2 separate regions of the Homo sapiens genome follow, and region 2 is linked to region 1. A link is an interaction called in ENCODE POLR2A ChIA-PET data of the cell type or tissue named here. Cell type or tissue: Caco-2. All regions are shown on one strand. Each heading gives the region's core, and the rest is flanking DNA. Links, peaks and the distances in the headings are about the cores only.

Region 1 (9,611 bases), core at 4,511-7,010:
TGTTGCCCAGGCTGGTCTCCAGCCTCAAGCAGTCCTCCCACCTCAGCCTCCCAAAGTGTTGGGATTACGGGCATGAGCCACTGCACCCAATAATCTCTTTTTTAATTTTTTTAGGAATAGGGGTTATATATATTCATTCCTGTGTGTTTGTGAATGTTTAAGTTTATTTTGAAACAGTTCATAATTACAGAAATGTTGCAAGAACAGTATGAAGGACTCCCCTATTCTCATTTCCCCATTTGTTACCATTTTACTATCTTTGCCTTATTCTCATTGTTTGTGCATGTGTGCACACATTATTATTGCTATTATTTTTGTATTTTTCATTACTGAAATCTGAATTATAAAATTCTTCAATGAACTGTGAACTTATTTCTCCAAAATACTATAGAAACTCAAATTAGACTACAAGTTTATTAATTTCCCCCATTTCTACCTGCTGCATTAAGGTAAATTATGCTTTTCAAGTGTGTGAAAAGTTATAAAATTTCAAGGAAACATTTTGATAAGGCTGCAGCCTGCAGTCCTCGTGAGGAGGAAAGAATTGTCAAAGCCAAGGAAGTCTTCAGTTGAGGCCCATGCACAATCCTAATCAGTCTGGATTAGTGAGGTTGTAATTTGATGTTGGATGGGACTGTCCCAACCATTTGGAGCCAGTTTGAAGTCCTATTAGACAGGGTCCTTTAAGAATTAGAGTCAGCTGTTTGCTGAGGTGTGAACCTCAGCCTGAAACATGCTTCCATTTTTAAGTTTCAGGACTAAGGGGGCCATGCAGGAGCTCTGGGCTTTAGTGACCCCTCTATTTTGTTTCCTGTGGTGACTTGTCATGTTTTCACAGCGCATCAATATGGATAGTTTTTAAAGTGACAGCCAGTTTCAACAGTGGTTTTATTTCACATACATTGGAGCTTCCATATCTGGATTTTTTTTTTGTCAGCCACTAAATCAAAGCTCTTCCTCCTCCAGATGGTTTAAGACACCCAATTTGAACATTAAGTGAGTCAAGCAAACCCTGTGCCACATTACCAAAGGGCCTGCTGGTTTAAGAGACTATGGATGTGACTTACATAACCTCTCATGGAGCATTTCCAAAACCTTGTAAGGAAGCTGGGTATAGTCACCTCTCCTTCATAACGTTAACACTGAGCCATGAAGCCAGGGCTTGTGTCCTCAGAGAATGCATAAGGAAACAATCACCAGATCGCCCTGGGAGGAGAAGGCACTAGGCGTTTGTTCAGGAGGTTGATGCAACACTCACAACAGCCGCAGGATACATGTATCATACCTCCCAGCTGGAAGGCAGAAACAACTTCAAGTTCAGCTCCCACACTCACATGTGTGGTAGCTCTATACCTAACTAGAAAAGTGCCTTGTTTAGGTATAAATTAGATTGCAGGGACTGAAAAAAAAATTTTTTTTAATTTTTAAAAACATTTTATTATGAAAATTTTCAAAGATACTTCAAAAAAGAGAAATACAGTCAGCCTGCATATACGCACTACACAGATGCAACCATTTATCAAGATTTTGCCACATTTCTTTACCCCGTCCCTTATTTATTTTTTGCTAAAATATTCACAACAAACCCCAGATATCATATCATTTTACCCCTAACATACTTCAACATGCCTCTCTAAAAAAGTAGACATTTTATAAACACAATGCCACTATCCCACCTATAAAATTAATCCAGGACCAAAATTTTGATGTATACTTTTTACATAGCTTCTGCAGCTGGGTAACCTCACAGCACAAGAATCAACAAGTCCATGCCTACACGAATTCAGCTGATAACTTTAAAGAGAGGGATCCTTGCTCTCAACTTTGGACGAAATTCTTTGGTTTGGGGCTGGGGGCAGGTGAAGAATTTGCACTTGTGGTTCTCCAGAATGTAATCTCAGGTATTGAACTGTGCCATTTGCTTCCTGGGCATTTCATCCTTTCATCAATGATTGGTAATCATAACTTACAGGAATTTTTAAAACAATATTTTAATTGGAAAACGCATCTGTCAGCTGTCAGGCTTCCAGTTTCCACTTTTGAGAAGCAGGATGTTGAATGTGAGTAATGACACAACAGGCCTATAAAATGCGGACTAACCCTCGGATGACTCATCCGGTACAATGCAGTATATTTGTCAAGGAGACTGAATCATATATGGGGGAAACCACTTCTCAGGCAGCCAGCTGGTTCTCAGGTCAGCAAGAGACGATCCATTTTTATCGGAAGCTTTATAGTAGCAATAATGCTAATACCCAGCACTCGGGCTCCACAATGTAGAGGAAATGGCATCGCCTGGCAGGTACGTGCTTACTGTTTACATGAACTTTATTTTTTCATTGTTCTCTTATTCTTAACCTTTCTGGTGCCTGCTTTTAGCATTTTTTTAAAGGAGAAAATTTATCCTAGTTGTAGAGGACCACAGTGTGTATGTGTTTGTATTTGTGTGTGCCCACGTGCAAGGACAGATAGGTAACCTCTGGTCTGTTGATAGACACAGAGCTCTTAGCCTCTCATGCCTCTTTCTGAAAACAAATTTCTCCTTAGATATTCTGATAGAAATGTTTTGTTGTTGTTGTTGTTGTTTTTTATTATTAAGTCCTGAATCTAAAAGATGCTGCCTAGGAAACAGCTTGCAGAGATGGTATACCTCTTGGGTGGGTAGTGTAGAGCTTTAAAACAAATGAATAAGCAGAGGTGAGCTGAAGGAGGTGGTCTAACAATTACTATTGTGTTACGTTGGATTTCTTTCAGTACTGTGCTTTTTTCCTACCCCCATGATGCGTGACTTAATGCAAGAAAGCTTTATTCCCCTACGGAGTGAATAGGGTGGGTTTTGTTTGTTTGTTTGTTTGTTTGTTTTTATAAATCACAATTTGCTCATACTGAATTCATGCATTAACTTTTTCTAGGTGGGAGAAAGGGTAGTGGGGATTTGGTAGCAACATTTAATTATAGCGTTCACATGATCTGAAGGATCATTCTGCATAATTGGGAGGCTGTGTCTGCCTGTCTGACCCTCTCTCTTTCTTCACCCACTAAATTTAAACAATGTCTGACTAGTTAAAGCACATATCTTATTTATTTGAGTGTATTAAACATTCCTATGTGTGTTGACAGTCTATTCAGTGTCTCCTCATATTTTAAAAAAATACTTTGTGAGTCTTGCTTGTTAGGGACAGATGCTATAGTTAGTTTATAGCAGTACTATTTATGCTTTCCTGGTCTGTCTGTCCAGAATGGCTAGGTCAGGACCTATAACACAACTGCCCACAAATTTGCCTAAGATTTAGCATTTGTGGAGCAGCCCAGTGTATAGCAGTAAATCCTGTTATCACTCAGAGAGCATTAAACAGATCTGGGGTTACCAAGCTGGAAAAATCGGCAATCTTTGTTTCTCTTCCCCTTTCTTATAAAATCCATAATAATGACTTGTTTTCCTTGAAGTGTATGAATTTTAAGCTGTCAGTAAATGCATTCAATTTACTTAACTACATTCAGAAATTCCTATAATTTGGAAAACCAGCATGAAGGGAGTTTGTTTCTGTTTGTTTTGTAGATTAAGGGGTGTACTTTTTATAGAATGGCCAATTTGTTTTTGGAGACAAGACCATCTCTAAATTTCATTAATTTTGCATTCTATAAATGAAAGCCACCTGTTATGCTGTAACGTGCTAATTATGGTAGAGGACAATAATGAAGAAGAACAGTATTTGAAATATGTGGGGGTTTTGCTAAGAATTTTCATGCCCACATCTGTAGTGCTTATTTTTATGTGTGTATACATGCATATATAGTACACATTTAATAATAGCACTTGGTGACATTAAAAAATACTTCAGATTCAAAGTGAGGGCCATTTTTTATTAACAACATTTTTTTAAGTTGTGAAAGAAAGGCTACTTTAAAAGTGTTAGCTTGAACTAAGACCCATATTTTGCCATCTTATAGTAAACGGGGTTTTTTCTTATAGTTTTGGTGAATGCCACACTCAACTTAGGGTTCACTTTATCAAATTCATTAGAAAAATATACATTAATTTTGTTTTATTTTAAAGACAGAATAACTAATTTCCTGTGCTTTCACGGAAACATTAGGTTTCATGGTAGCATTTTTTTTTTCCTTGAGGCCTATGGTAAATGATTATAGTCAGGGATAAAAAAAACATTTATTTTAAAGTTCTTGATTTAGTGACACTTTCTGTGTCTTGTTTTTCTGTGATTTGTATAGTTGGGACTCGCTCAGGTCCTGTCCACATTCTTTCCAGAGCACCATATTCTGTTAGCTTTGGTTACAGTACACAGAGGGTATACTGACCATTGAAATTGGACAATGATAATCACTCCTAGGGTTGTGGCTGCCACGCCTCAGAGGCCCCTTTGCTGTTAAGCACTGTGAGCCATCAGTCCAAAGGAACCACGTGGTTTTTAGATGCCTTCTTTCCCTTTTGAGGGAAAAGGAATACAGAGCCATGGCCAGTTCCAAAGGTCTCATATCATTCAACTTGGAAGCAATCAATAGATATTGAGTGAGACGCTGCCTATGTTCAGAGCAATGTGCTGGGGAGTGTTACATTTAAAAGTGTTTCAAATCTGAGCCCAGTCCGGTTCTTCTCTTAATTCCCGCCCTAGTGGGGATTCATTGTTATTGGAGATAAATTCCTCCCTGGGTTTTCTTTTATTCATAGATTTACTGGAGTCTACAATCCAGAGCCACTCATTGCTATTGTGTATAAGCAGCTTTGAGCTATTCCTTTTTGGTTCTTCAAAACCTAACTCTGCTTGGATGGAAATCAAGAAAGAACTGCTCTACTCAAAAATCCATTTGATAGTTTTGGTGGCCATGTCTTCTGAGCCAAGTAGAGTGACATAACCTTGGAAAAAAGATTTTTGTTTTTCCTTTTTCTTGGGGAGAGTGAGAGTCAGGGAGAGCATTTGAATCCTGAAAGGTTAAGAGTGTCCAAGATATTTTAGTGGAACAATTTTTCCCAATCTTTGCTGGCTTGCAGATTTTTAGCACTTACTAAAATTATATTCTAAAGACTCAAAGCTATTACGAATTCAATAAACATTTTATAAAAACAGGTTTATGTAAAATTAGTATAGATCACCTACCAACATTTAAACATCCTTATTTGTATTTGGAGGGAGACCTGTTTGTTACAGAGTCTGCAGTCTGTCCTTGCTGTCCGGATGTGTGGTTTATGGATGTGTGGTCATGATGATCACTGCCTCAGGAGGCTTGGCCTGTCTATCGCCTGCTGTCCATTGCTCACTGTCTGCTGTGATATTGTCCTCCCCACATCTGGAGTTTATGGTCATTCTGCCATACTGGGTGGGATTAATAACACTTGTAGGTAAATCTTATATCATTATCTAGAAATAGCAACATTCCTGTGTAGCTCAGAAAAGCCAGAGACAAGCGTGGATCAGCCTTCTAACGACATAAACTCCTAAATGTACAAATGGGATGAATGATCACCCTCTTATCAAACCAGCATGGACTTCTGTGAACCCTGAACATTCTTCCGGGTACATGTTTGCTGACAGCTTGTTGCGTCAACTGCACCTGGATTGTCTTGAGCTATATGTGGCATAGTTGTGGAAACCGTGCGCATTCCCAGTTGGAATTTTTTTTTTTTTTTTTTTTTTTGAGACGGAGTTTTGCTCTTATTGCCCAGGGTGGAGTGCAATGGCACAATCTCGGCTCACTGCAACCTACGCCTCCCAAGTTCAAGTGATTCTCCTGCCTCAGCCTCCGAGTAGCTGGGATTACAGGCATGTGCCACCACACCCAGCTAATTTTATATTTTTAGTAGAGACAGGTTTTCTCCACTTTGGTCAGACTGGTCTCAAACCTTTCAAAAAAAAAAAAAAAAAAAAAAAACAAAACATGATGACCATAGAGAAAGCAAGTGCTGCAGAAGCAGGCTGGCCTGCTCGCCCGCCTCGGCCTCCCAAAGTGCTGGGTTTACAGGCATGAGCCACCGTGCCCAGCCGTTTTTTTCTTTTCTTTTCTTTTCTTTTTTTTTTTGAAATGGAGTTTCACTCTTGTTGCCCAGGCTGGAGTGCAATGGCATGATCTTGGCTCACTGCAACCTTCACCTCCCTGGTTCAAGCGATTCTCCTGCCTCAGCCTCCCAAGTAGCTAGGATTACAGACATGCACCACCACGCCTGGCTAATTTTGTATTTTTGGTAGAGATGGAGTTTCACCATGATGGCCAGGCTGGTCTCGAACCCCTGACCTCAGGTTATCCACCCACCTTGGCCTCCCAACCCAGTTGGATTCTTATTTGCCAAGGTTTCTTCATAACAGGTGACGGCCGGGCGCAGTGGCTTACGCCTGTAATCCCAACACTTTGGGAGGCTGAGGTGGGTGGATCACCAGGTCAGGAGATCGAGACCATCCTGGCTAACACAGTGAAATCCCATCTCTACTAAAAATACAAAACAATTAGCTGGGCGTGGTGTCGGGCGCCTGTAGTTGCAGCTACTGGGGAGGCTGAGGCAGGAGAATGGCGTGAACCCGGGAGGCGGAGCTTGCAGTGAGCCCAGATCGCGCCACTGCACTCCAGCCTGGGCGACAGAGTGAGACTCCATCTCAAAAAAAACAAAAACAAAAAAAAACAGATGATGACCATAGAGAAAGCAAGTGCTGCAGAAGCAGGCTGGCACTTCAGCCCTCTTAGAGCTTTTGGCTTGGGATGAGAGTGATACCTTCTTTGCTGCACATCTGAGAGCAGCTCAGACAGTTAGCTGCATCATCTTCATAGAGTTCAGTGTATAAGAACTACAGCAAGATTACTATCTCTTTCTTGATTTCAATCGAAGAGATGACTTCATTCATTCATTTGTAAAGATTCTTCAGATTGGAGATGTCCAAGCTAGATTTGGCTTTTTTTGTTGTTGTTGTTTTCTTTTAAACACATGTTCCCTGTACCCATCCAGTGGAGGAGATGGGTTGCCTGTTGTTGCCCTGGCCCTGTGGGGCTCTGCTGTTTGACTGGGCCTCTTGAATTCCATTAAATGAAGCACAGACAGCATGTGTCATAAAGGCTGCTTGGGAGGGGTGAAGAGCAAAATTAGTGTCTGTGGGTGGGCATGTGTTCTCATCACGTCGCCAGAGAACTGCAATGTGCAAAATCTGGCTGGAACCTGTTCCAAAGAAAAATAAAACAGCCCCTTTTTCCCTGCTTTGAGTAATATTAAAAAACATCGCTTAACCCCCATGTAGAAGAAATGGAACTGTCAGGAAATTCTTGTGATTATGTGTGTGTGTTTAATAATCTGTGTGTTTAATCTTTACAACTGAGGTTAGAATACAAGAGATGAAAAGGGACTAATCATGAAAAATATTTTGGTGTATTCTGTTGCTGGTGTTGTAGACATTGTAAGTGTTCTTTCTATTAAAGTAGAACTGCCTAAGGATTAGAGGAATTTGTCAGAGCTAACAATTCAGGGAAAATCTATTTTGTTTAACTTTCTTCTGTTCTTCTTTGAAATGATTTTGTAAGAAAAGCCATTTTTGTCTCAGTAAAACCAGTACCAAAGGAAATGTTTGTGTTTTTCTTATATATGATTCACCTGGTACCCCAAGGAACAAAGCAAAGCCAACATTTACACTTACATTTGAAGCATAAGATCTTCCTTTTATAGTTTTCTTGAGAAGGTCTTGCATATTTATTAATTGCTCCTCATAGTATAGAAGAATGCTTTTTAAGGGAGGGTTGTGATGTATGTAGTTTGCATAATGGGGACATATGTTACTTTTGTAATTAGGGGAAAGTTAACTTTTTAAATAGTGTTAATGTTTACTCCTTTTTTCTTTTAAAAGAATTTTTTAATAAAAATAGAGATGAGGTCCCACATTGTTGCACAGGCTGGTCTCAAACTCCTGGGCTTAAGCAATCCTCCTGCTTTGGCCTCCCAAAGTGAATGTTTACTTCTTAAGGACTGCAGAAATGCTCCTAAGCTAAACCCAACATTTCTAAATTTGGGGTTCTTTACCTATTTCAAGTAGCCTCTCTTTGTTTCACAGTTTATCTTTTTTTATTGTGGTAAAAAACACATAACATAGCGTATATCATCTTAACCATTTGTAAGTGAACAGTACAGTAGTGTTAACTATATCCAAGTTTGTATAATAGATCTCTAGAACGTTTTCATCATCCAAAACTGAAACTCTTTCCCAATTAAACAACTCACTCCCCTCCCCAGCCCCCCGCCTCTGGCAACCACTGTTCTCCTTTTTGTTTCTAGGACTTTGACTAGTCACATTTAGATAGCTGGTGTAAGCGGAACAAATCATGCAGTATTTCTTTTTGTGACTGACGTTTCACTTAGCACAATATCCTCAAGATTCATCCATGTTATAGCATATGACAATGTTTCCTTCTTTGTTAAGGCGGAATAATTCCATTGTATGTATGGACCACAGGTGTTAAGGTTAATTCGCTATATGCGAACACACAAGAAAAAGTTAACACAAGAGCTTCCATATATGCCAGCAACTCACTGCTGGGTGTGCGGCAGTTTTCAGGGGATGGCATATCCAGGATGCTTTCAGTGACTGTGACTTTCCTGGAGAATGAAACTGTGTGAAGTTAGTCCTGAGAAGTGGCTGAAGCACACCAGTGAGTGAAATGAGCAGAGAGTTGTTCCTTTTGACCAACATTAAGTCGAGGGCCCTTCCACCTGTCAGTAAAGCTCTCTGGTGGAAGAAGTTGGCAGTAGCCACTTGGTTGTCCTGTCTTGAGCAGTGGTCTTTTGGTCTTTGTTTTTTTTTTTTTTGTTTTTTTTTTGTTTTTTTTTGTTTTTTTTTTTTTTGAGATGGAGTCTCGCTCTGTCGCCCAGGTTGGAGTGCAGTGACGCGACCTTGGCTCACTGCAACCTCCGCCTCCGGGGTTCTAGCGATTCTCCTGCCCCAGGCTCCCGAGTAGCTGGGACTACAGGCACACAGAACCACACCAGGCTGAGTTTTGTACTTTTAGTAGAGACGGAGTTTCACCATGTTTGCCAGGCTGGTCTTAAACTCCTGACCTCAGGTAATCCACCCTCCTTGGCCTCCCAAAGTGCTGGGATTACAGGCATGAGCCACCGCACCTGGCCCAATTTTTTGCATTTTTGGTAGAGACGGGGCTTCACCGTGTTAGGCAGGATGGTCTGGATCTCCTGACCTCATGATCCACCCGCCTCAGCCTCCCACAGTGCTGGGATTACAAGCGTGAGTCACTGCGCCCAGCCAGCAGTGGTCTTTAACCACCACAGACTGCATGACTTAAAGCTTGGTTGGGCTCCCTGCTGCAAACATGTTGGTGATGGCCAGGAAAGCCCAACTTCAGCAGCTTAGCCACGCAGGGTTTCAGTTATCTGTGAAAATCATGAGTCTTGAAAAAAAATGCCTTCTAGTGCCTCCACAAGCTAGTTGGCTTTGGGAGGTGGAGATAGCTCTAGTATTTCCTGGAGTTCTTTCTGAATCAAGTACTTCAAACTACACTACTCCCTTATAAATGAAAAAATATTTTAAGACTAACGTGTTAAAACTGAGGAAGCTTGGTAGCTAGTTGGCCTTTACATTATCCTTGCTGCCTAGTTCTTTTATGTCAGGAAA
Region 2 (9,611 bases), core at 4,328-6,827, 240 kb before region 1:
AGTGGCCAGAAGAGACTATAAAATCCTTTTAAATAAATGCAGTTATATATTTTTCACACTCATGTAGTTATGCACACTGGGCTGTGACAGACACGGTTGGCATGACATACATGGGGGTATACCACCCTGATCCCCCAGCAGGGCAGGACCTTCTGCCCAGCTATGGGGAATGTAGCCTTCCAAATCTGCCTCAGCTGCAGAGAGCTGCCTCTCCCAGCAGCCCACATCTGATGAGTCATCTCCTAGGTATAAAGTCCTGGTCATTTCGACCCAATGCAGGATACAAGCAGGCAATACTTGCCCCGGAACCCTCCAAAGCCAAGAAATGGCCCAGACTTTTTCAGGCCTACCTTGCAGTTCAACTCCTTCCACTACCCAACCCCGCTTTCTCTCCCTTCCCTTCAAAGGAATTGAACCCTAATAACATTTTGCACCCCAAACTTGGCATCAGCATCTGCCTGTGGAGTACACACACTTCAGCAGTTGGCTATTATTGGATAGGCATGCACGTATGTACATGTGTGTGAGATTTTGGTCAGGGATCCACCTCTTGCCCACTTGACCCAGGAGTTGATTCATCTATAGCTCTAAGTAGTCAGTGTGAGCCCATTCACCTCCCTACTGACTGATTTAGGAAGCGATTGTGATCCAGTGCTGGCCAATGAGATGTGACAGAAGGTCAATGAAGGGGTTTCTGAGAAATCTTTCCATAATAATAAAAAGCAACACACAGGGAGAATTTTCTTCTGCTGGACAAGGTCATATCTATTTTGATGTCAGAAATCTGGCTGCTATCTTGGCACAAGGAGAAAGCACAAAGCTCATTGAGAAGGGCAAAATGGAAAGAATGGGAGACACTTGTATATCTTGGGATGTTGATTTTGGAACCAACCTGCAACTTACCCTATGCAAGATAACAAATTATCCAGAATGGCCTAAACCATTCTGACCTGTGCTTTCTGTAACTTGCATTCAAAGGCATCCTACCCAATGTACAGGCAAATCAAGCACAGCTTAGTAGAGATTCTTGTGGAGTCTTTTTTAATGACTATATTAAAAATCATAAATACCATGCCAATCTTTTGTATGTGAGGTAATTAAAAGTTTGTCATCACTGAGCAATTCTTGCCTTTGAAATCCCATTTTGCTTGTAGAATGTTAGAAGAATTTGCCAAGGAGAAACAAATCTTATCCCAATTCTCACTAATTGTTGATTGTCAAAGTATTTCAAGTCCAAGGTAGCAGCCTCATAGTTAAGGTTTCCTCCTGCAATCCACTCAATACGGCTGACCCAGCCTGCGTGTACAAGTTATGCCCTGCACGTCTGGTAGAACCTTGTGGTAGCATCTAACTCTTCCAGACTTCCAGGGGACCATTTCTAGGTATAAACCCAGAACTCATTGAATGATTTCCTAACAGCTACATTTCCAAAGGAAAACACAACAAAACTTGTTCATGACAGCCATTAAACTTCTTGTGGGCTAATAGAAAGCAAAATTCTAAATGGAAAGAAATGCAAATTTCGACACACAGAGCACATGTGTAGGTCAGAGGGGCAATTCACTTGTGATCTGGCTGGGCCAGCAGGGCTCCACTCCCCAGCTGGACCTAGGCAATCTGTCTTCTGTCTCCATCAGGTTGTGGCTTCCAGAACTTGGGCTCAGAGACGGTTCCCTATGCCAATTCCCCTTGGCAGGAAAGACACCTTCTGGCAACACCGTTGCTATTCCCAGTCCTTCACCCCTGCCAACCTCCTCATGTTTTATCTATTTTTATTTGAATTGGTGATCAAGGGATTAACCCAGTTTATACAAATTCCATCTTCCAAAAAGCCATTATGGTGCAGTTGCAATTGTGATATTTCACTCTCCAAATGAATCAAATTGGATTTTAATGACAGTAGACTCCATTAAGCAACACCTGATTGGGTTATTTCCTGGAAATTTCATCTTCATTGTTTTCTCCATCACTGCTACCAAAAAAAAAACACATAGCAGGAGAGCTATCAGGGGCTGCCGCCAAGCTACATTGGATCATCCTTGAAATCATGGTCATGTTTCCTTCTAACAAGTCGAATGTTTCAGTTTTACTCATTCATTCCATAGGACACCCTCAACCCAGTGTCAATTTCTACTAAAAAAAAGCGGGGGTAAGGTAAATTGTTTTTTGTAGGGGACTTGGTAGTTGTAGGGGACTATAATTCCTCACAAGAAACTCTCATGTGGGGTATATAATTTGTATGTAAATTTTTTTTTTCTTTTGAGACGGAGTTTCACTCTTGTTTTCCAGGCTGGAGTGCAACGGCACAATCTCGGCTCACCGCAACCTCCGCCTCCCGGGTTCAAGCGATTCTGCTGCCTCAGCCTCCTGAGTAGCTGGGATTACAGGCATGTGCCACCACGCCCGGCTAATTTTGTATTTTTAGTACAGATAGGGTTTCTCCATATTGGTCAGGCTGGTCTCGAACTCCCAACCTCAGGTGATCCGCATGCCTCAGCCTCCCAAAGTTCTGGGATTACAGGCATGAGCCACCGCACCCGGCCATTTGTATGTAATTTTCTATATTTATTGAAATGCATTTTAAGTAATATGAAAGCATTTTTCTCCTTACAATGGAAAAACCAACTTGATTTTACATTTATTTATATAACCTGACTTAATTCTATGTAAGTCAAGTGAAAAAGGAAACAACTGCTCTGTGGAATCAACCTGAAGATGTCTAATTTTTCCTCTGATGCCACCAGACTTAAAGCAGTTCACGATCCTCTCTACAAAGAAGTATATTTAGGTTCTCCCTCTCCCTCTCCCTCTCCCTCTCCCCACGGTCTCCCTCTGATGCCGAGCCGAAGCTGGACTGTACTGCTGCCATCTCGGCTCACTGCAGCCTCCCTGCCTGATTCTCCTGCCTCAGCCTGCCCAGTGCCTGCGATTGCAGGTGCGCGCCGCCACGCCTGACTGGTTTTCGTATTTTTTTGGTGGAGACGGGGTTTCGCTGTGTTGGCCAGGCTGGTCTCCAGCTCCTAACCGCGAGTGATCCGCCAGCCTTGGCCTCCCGAGGTGCCAGGATGGCAGACGGAGTCGCGTTCACTCAGTGCTCAATGGTGCCCAGGCTGGAGTGCAGTGGCATGATCTCGGCTCGCTACAACCTCCACCTCCCAGCTGCCTGCCTTGGCCCCCCAAAGTGCCGAGATTGCAGCCTCTGCCTGGCCACCACCCCGTCTGGGAAGTGAGGAGCGTCTCTGCCTGGCCGCCCATCGTCTGGGATGTGAGGAGCCTCTCTGACTGGCTGCCCAGTCTGGAAAGTGAGGAGCGTCTCTGCCCGGCCGCCATCCCATCTAGGAAGTGAGGAGCGTCTCTGCCAGGCCGCCCATCGTCTGAGATGTGGGGAGCGCCTCTGCCCTGCCGCCCCGTCTGGGATGTGAGGAGCGTCTCTGCCCGGCTGACCCGTCTGAGAAGTGAGGAGACCCTCTGCCTGGCAACCGCCCCGTCTGAGAAGTGAGGAGCGTCTCCGCCCAGCAGCCACCCTGTCCGGGAGGGAGGTGGGGGGGTCAGCCCCCCGCCCGGCCAGCCGCCCGTCCGGGAGGAAGGTGGGGGGGTCAGCCCCCCGCCTGGCCAGCCGCCCCGTCCGGGAGGGAGGTGGGGGGTCAGCCCCCCGCCCGGACAGCCGCCCCGTCCGGGAGGGAGGTGGGGGGGTCAGCCCCCCACCTGGCCAGCCGCCCCGTCCGGGAGGGAGGTGGGGGGGTCAGCCCCCCGCCCGGCCAGCCGCCCCGTCCGGGAGGGAGGTGGGGGGGCAGCCCCCCGCCCGGCCAGCCACCCCATCCGGGAGGTGAGGGGTGCCTCTGCCCGGCCGCCCCTACTGGGAAGTGAGGAGCCCCTCTGCCCGGCCAGCCGCCCCGTCCGGGAAGGAGGTGGGGGGGTCAGCCCCCCGCCCGGCCAGCCGCCCCGTCCGGGAGGGAGGTGGGGGGGTCAGCCCTCCACCTGGCCAGCCGCCCCGTCCGGGAGGGAGGTGGGGGGGTCAGCGCCCCGCCCGGCCAGCCGCCCCGTCCGGGAGGGAGGTGGGGGGTCAGCCCCCCGCCCGGCCAGCCACCCCATCCGGGAGGTGAGGGGTGCCTCTGCCCGGCCGCCCCTACTGGGAAGTGAGGAGCCCCTCTGCCCGGCCAGCCGCCCCGTCTGGGAGGTGTACTCAACAGCTCATTGAGAACGGGCCATGATGACAATGGCGGTTTTGTGGAATAGAAAGGGGGGAAAGGTGGGGAAAAGATTGAGAAATCGGATGGTTGCCGTGTCTGTGTAGAAAGAGGTAGACATGGGAGACTTTTCATTTTGTTCTGTACTAAGAAAAATTCTTCTGCCTTGGGATCCTGTTGATCTGTGACCTTACCCCCAACCCTGTGCTCTCTGAAACATGTGCTGTGTCCACTCAGGGTTGAATGGATTAAGGGTGGTGCAAGATGTCCTTTGTTAAACAGATGCTTGAAGGCAGCATGCTCGTTAAGAGTCATCACCACTCCCTAATCTCAAGTACCCAGGGACACAAACACTCTGCCTAGGAAAACCAGAGACCTTTGTTCACTTGTTTATCTGCTGACCTTCCCTCCACTATTGTCCTGTGACCCTGCCAAATCCCCCTCTGCGAGAAACACCCAAGAATGATCAATTTAAAAAAAAAAAAAAAAAAAAAAAGAAGTATATTTAGGATTTACCAGAGTGCAATAATACAAGTCCCTGAGGGCAAGGTCATGTTTGTCTTGCCCTCACTGTATTTCTAGGGCTGCGCAATGCCTGCCGTGGAATCAGTGATCAATACATCCTTGCTGAAAGAATGAATAGATGAAGGCCTGGGAATAACTGAGACGTGTCCACGCTATGGAAAAACTACCCTAATGTTGTCTCCAACCAGTCTGCTTTCTATTTCACCTTCGTAAACAGTGCCCATCATCAGAAGAGGAGAAAATGGTAAAAACCATCCTGCATAGATGATTTTATGTGCATAAGATTATCAGAATAGGAGAGGTGAGAAAAGCATTTTTAAAGATAGCAACTTTGTCTTTCACCCCTCTCTCAAATCTAAATACTCTGATTTTGTTTCTTCTCCAAATAAAATCTTTATAAAATGAAATTCAACAAATTACCACTTTTGATTATCCAGAACTTTTTATTCTTTCCTAAGAACTAGTCAAACCACAACTGAACCAGGAGATAGCAAAGATTTATATGACCCCTATCACCCACCAAAAGCAACATTTGGGCTTCATTCCTGGGTAGCAGATTTGAACTAATCTAATGCCAATTTGTGCTTATAAGGAAAAGTATTTACTGAGTATCTATAGTGTGTAATATCCTTCAAGTGATATAGAAGGCAAGAAATACAGGATAAAGACTTAGACTATTCAAGGAGCTTACAATTTAGCTGGGGAGCTAAGACACATGTGGAAATAACCATAAAACACCACAGTGATTGATTCAACAAAGCAAAGCATAAACACAGACAAGTTAACGGGCAGAAAATAAGTGTTACACTTTAGAAGATTGCATAATAAATCTCCCTCTTACTAAAGAGAGCAAACCAAAATGCAAAATATTTTAAGGAGAATTCTAAATAATAAATTACATATTTTAATGGGCAGTTACAAAATTATGTTATTTATCAAAAATGCTACATTAAGAATATTGGCCATGAAAAGATAGATTCCCAAATTTACAGGAAAGGAATTTTTGACCCCATGCTATTAGCTTTTTAAGAAGGTAATTTGCTTTTTTATATCAAGTAGCTCTTCATGGATTACTTCTATAACTTAAGTAATTTTTTTTAATATTTAGGGACAAAGCCTAATTTAGTTTTCTGATCTCCTCCTGAAGCCTATTTGGTATACTTTCTCAACAGTCTTCATGTTAATAGGGCATATTAAACTGAATTTGGACAAATGTTAAGAATGGAATATTTGAATTGAATAAGAATGGAATATAATAATAACCTTCTTATGCTTTGATAAGTGCCCATTCACGTACCGTAAGGCAAAGCACAACGAGTTGGAAAATAAATGAATTCTGACACATCAAAAGCATTTTCTTTCCTCTGATATTTTATCTGTTTGTGGATTTTGAAATACTGTAGAATATTATCATGAATTCCAAGTATAATTATGTGTTTCTAGAAAAGAGACATCATTATTTGATAGCATAAATGGCTTTGGTATGATATCTGATGTCATTTCCCCCACTCTGTTCTCGTAAGTCATCCTAATTGAACACTTGGAGGAAACTCAGGCCCTGTCCACATAGGCAAAATCAGAAATGGCATTAAAGCTATGATAGAACATCCTACTAAAGAATTACTTCTACATGATAATTAAATCAAAAACCAGACTTAAAGGTGGGGGACAAGCACTAATCTCATACTCTTTTCTCATAAAGAAAATGACATCACCCCAAAACACAAGGGTTTTGTCTTTCATAAGATGCAGAACAAAAGAAGGATCATGCTCACATCCTAATCTTCTTGATTTCACTCCAGATGGAAAATAGAGGCAGGAAACTCTGAGTATGACATCATATCAGGATAATACCAATTCACTCCTTCAACTAGAAGATTAATACACTCACACTGGGCAAAATATGGCATGTATCATTATCCCTGGGCACTGATTTTTGTTTAAACAACTATTCTACTTGGTTACTTACTAAATAGAGTTTGTAGAATTTTCTACATCTATTTACATCCATGCTGGCCTCCATGGCAGTGGGGAGCATACAAACGGCTAGAAAACAGGTGCCTCAGAAAGTTGTCATTTGCCTAGGCCTGTGACCAGTGAGCTAAAGGCTCAGGAATAATAAAAAGTGAAATTCTTCCATACCTGCTTCCTCCTTCCTGAACAGAAATGCCTCCTTCCTTAGGGAGAGTACCCAATGGCAGAGCTACCAGTAAAGGCCAAAGAGGGAGTTGAAATGTTTCCTCTCGGAGTTTGTGACGGTGCCACACTTAGTTCTCTGTCACAATTCATGAGGACTCCTGGACTGAAGGAGACTGCTAATGGAGATCCAGTTGCTTATGGATGCAAACAATCACTCCACAGTAGAATATATTCAGAGTACCTCCATCCACCTGGATTCTAAAGCATCCACATCCTTTTTGCAATTAAAACTCCACACTCTCTGGAAAGATTAGGATCCACACACAAAGAGAGGTAGGCAAGGCAGACCAAAATGGTATTCTACAAGCAATGACAGTGCCAAAATATGACATAAAACACTATGTGATGCATTCCACAAAACTAGATATCAGAAGGTCATACTCTGGCCACTCTTGCCTACCCACCTCAAGAACTAGAAGGGTTTCAGAAAAGATCTCTAGTACCCTCTGAGTCCCTTTAGACCTAGATGATTTGGGAGTTTACTGTTAAGAGACGTAGCCATTGAGATCAAGGCACTGCATGCACGGGTGCGCGTGCATATATACACATGTATAGTGGCTGCCTTAGACAGCCCAACAGGAAAAGAATCTGAGGACCTATGCACAGCTTTGAGTCACAGAGTCTGTGGAAGAAACACAGCAGAGAATTTTGTATAGCACAAAATTTACTGCCCAGGCCCAAGAGGAGTCAAACAAAGAGCTTTCTCAAAAAGGGAAGCTATGAAGAGAGGAGAAGAGGGGATGACACTGGAAGAGCCCAACCGTCTAAGGTAAATTAAAATAGCCATAACTTCAAAAGAGGAGCCCCTTTCTACTTGGATTAAAGAGAAGAAAGCAGAGGGAATGGATCATTAGATCAAAGAAGCATGGTGACTTCTAGTGCCAGCCAAGATGGAGTAAACTGCATCATAGCCTATCCTTCCCACTAATTACAATTCAAAATTCTCATGGAGCACAAAAAGCAACTACCTGAGGACTCTGAAAGGTAAACAATGGCAGACAGCTCAAAGAGGAAAGTCAAAACTTGTAGAGTTTTTGGTACAACAATGAGTTTCCTTCTTTATCTTCCTGCATTAACCCAAAGGGGACCAAATTATGGAACTGTGAAGCAGGCATAAACAGCAAAACTCCAAGAGAAATCCCCATTTTCTGACCAGATGACTGGGATACTCTCTGGGCCTGAGAGTATGGGGGAAATAACCATTTATTTATTTGTTTGTTTATTTATTTATTTATTTTTCTCTCCAGCCCTGACCTAAGGCCAGTCCCAGTTTTTGAGCTGCACTGCCACCACTACACAGACATCTAAAACCCCAAGAGAAAAGCCTGTCTCTCTGGCCACAGGAAAAGGGGGTCCCTGTGCTCCAAAAAGTGTGGAGGGAATCCCTGTTATTTGTTCTCTCTCTTTTCTCTCACTACTTTGAACTTGAGGGCAGCCCCAGTTGTGCAGAATTATGTGAGAGAATGGGGGGAATGGGTTAACACTGAGAGAAATCCATCTTTCTGGCCAGAAAAATAGGGAAGAGAAGGCTCTGGAAAGCTGAAGAGTCTGGGGACAATCATAGAGAACAGAGAGTTGGAGGAAGGGATCCCCTAATTCTATGTCTGCACCAATACCAGTCTGAGGTGCACATATGTGAAACAGACTCAAAGAAGTATGTCAAAGACTTTGAGAGCCAGCCAAGCACCAGACTAATCCCTAAGTGGCACATGTTCAGAGAAGACCCAACAGCATAACAAATCTGTGGAAAACTGAACTGATATTGGATTCACTGCCCACAGAATGTGGGCCAGAACTCCCAGTCTGAACCTAATGGGGTTGGTTATCTGCCCAAAAGCAAAGAAAAGTAATCAATATTCTCCAGAGGATTTCAACAGGACTCACAGTCATGAAACATAATACTCAAAATATCCAGGATACAATCCAAAATTGCTCAACATGATAAAAACAGGAAAATCTGATCAAATCTCAAGGAAAAAGACAATCAACAGATGCCATTCCCAAGATGACTCAGGTGTTGGAACTACAACATAATGACTTTAAAACAGCTACTATAACCATGCTACATAATCATACCATAAAAGTAAATACTATTGGAATGAATAAAAAGACATTCTTAGCAGAGAAATATAAACTTTTTTAAAAAGAACCAAGTGGAAATTTTTGATCTGAAAAATACAATACAGAAAGTTTAAAAATTCACTGAACCTTCCCCTTCAAAAAACAAAAATAAAAAATAAATTCAATAAATAAATAAATAAATAATTCACTGAATGAGCTCAATAGAGAATGGAAATGACATAGAAAAGAGTCAGTTGGCCAGGTCAGTTGGCCTGTAATCCCAACACTTTGGGAAGCTAAAGCAGGAGGATCTCTTGAGGACAGGAGTTCAAGACCAGCCTGGCCAACATGGCAAAAGCCCGTCTCTACTAAAATTATAAAAATTAGCTGGACATGGTGGTGTGCCCCTGTAGTCCCAGCTACTGGGCTGGCTGAGGCATGAGAATTGCTTGAACCTGGGAGGCAGAGGTTGCAGTGAGCCAAGATGGTGCCGCTGCACTTCAGCCTGGGCAAGAGAGCATGACTCTGTGTCAAAAAAACAAAAACAAAAAAAAAAAAAAAAAAACAGAAAAGAGTCAGTAAACTTTTAGATAAATCAATGGAAATTATCCAGTCTAAAGAATAGAGAGGGCCAGGCAC

The links. Peaks named below come from ENCODE experiments on the same cell type or tissue, not always from the same donor. Only the 100,000 strongest peaks of a DNase experiment are listed, where the experiment ranks them.
Region 2: POLR2A ChIA-PET joins it to region 1 with 9 read pairs; 3 of 35 experiments call an interaction of 5 or more read pairs at or near these places.

The regions. Positions count from the first base shown.
Region 1 is chr2:65,359,281-65,368,891 of GRCh38, reverse strand. All of the region lies in intron 1 of SPRED2 (sprouty related EVH1 domain containing 2), which reads left to right. Among named protein-coding and RNA genes, the nearest start is that of SPRED2, 69 kb to the left of the region's middle. In Caco-2, for the core only: no CTCF peak of the experiment used is centred there; a DNase peak (open chromatin) is centred at 5,561.
Region 2 is chr2:65,595,041-65,604,651 of GRCh38, reverse strand. LINC03050 (long intergenic non-protein coding RNA 3050) reads left to right here and starts at 2,287. Exons shown (of 3, transcript NR_182288.2): 1 at 2,287-3,495. RefSeq lists enhancers at 2,408-3,001, 3,002-3,595. In Caco-2, for the core only: no CTCF peak of the experiment used is centred there; no DNase peak of the experiment used is centred there.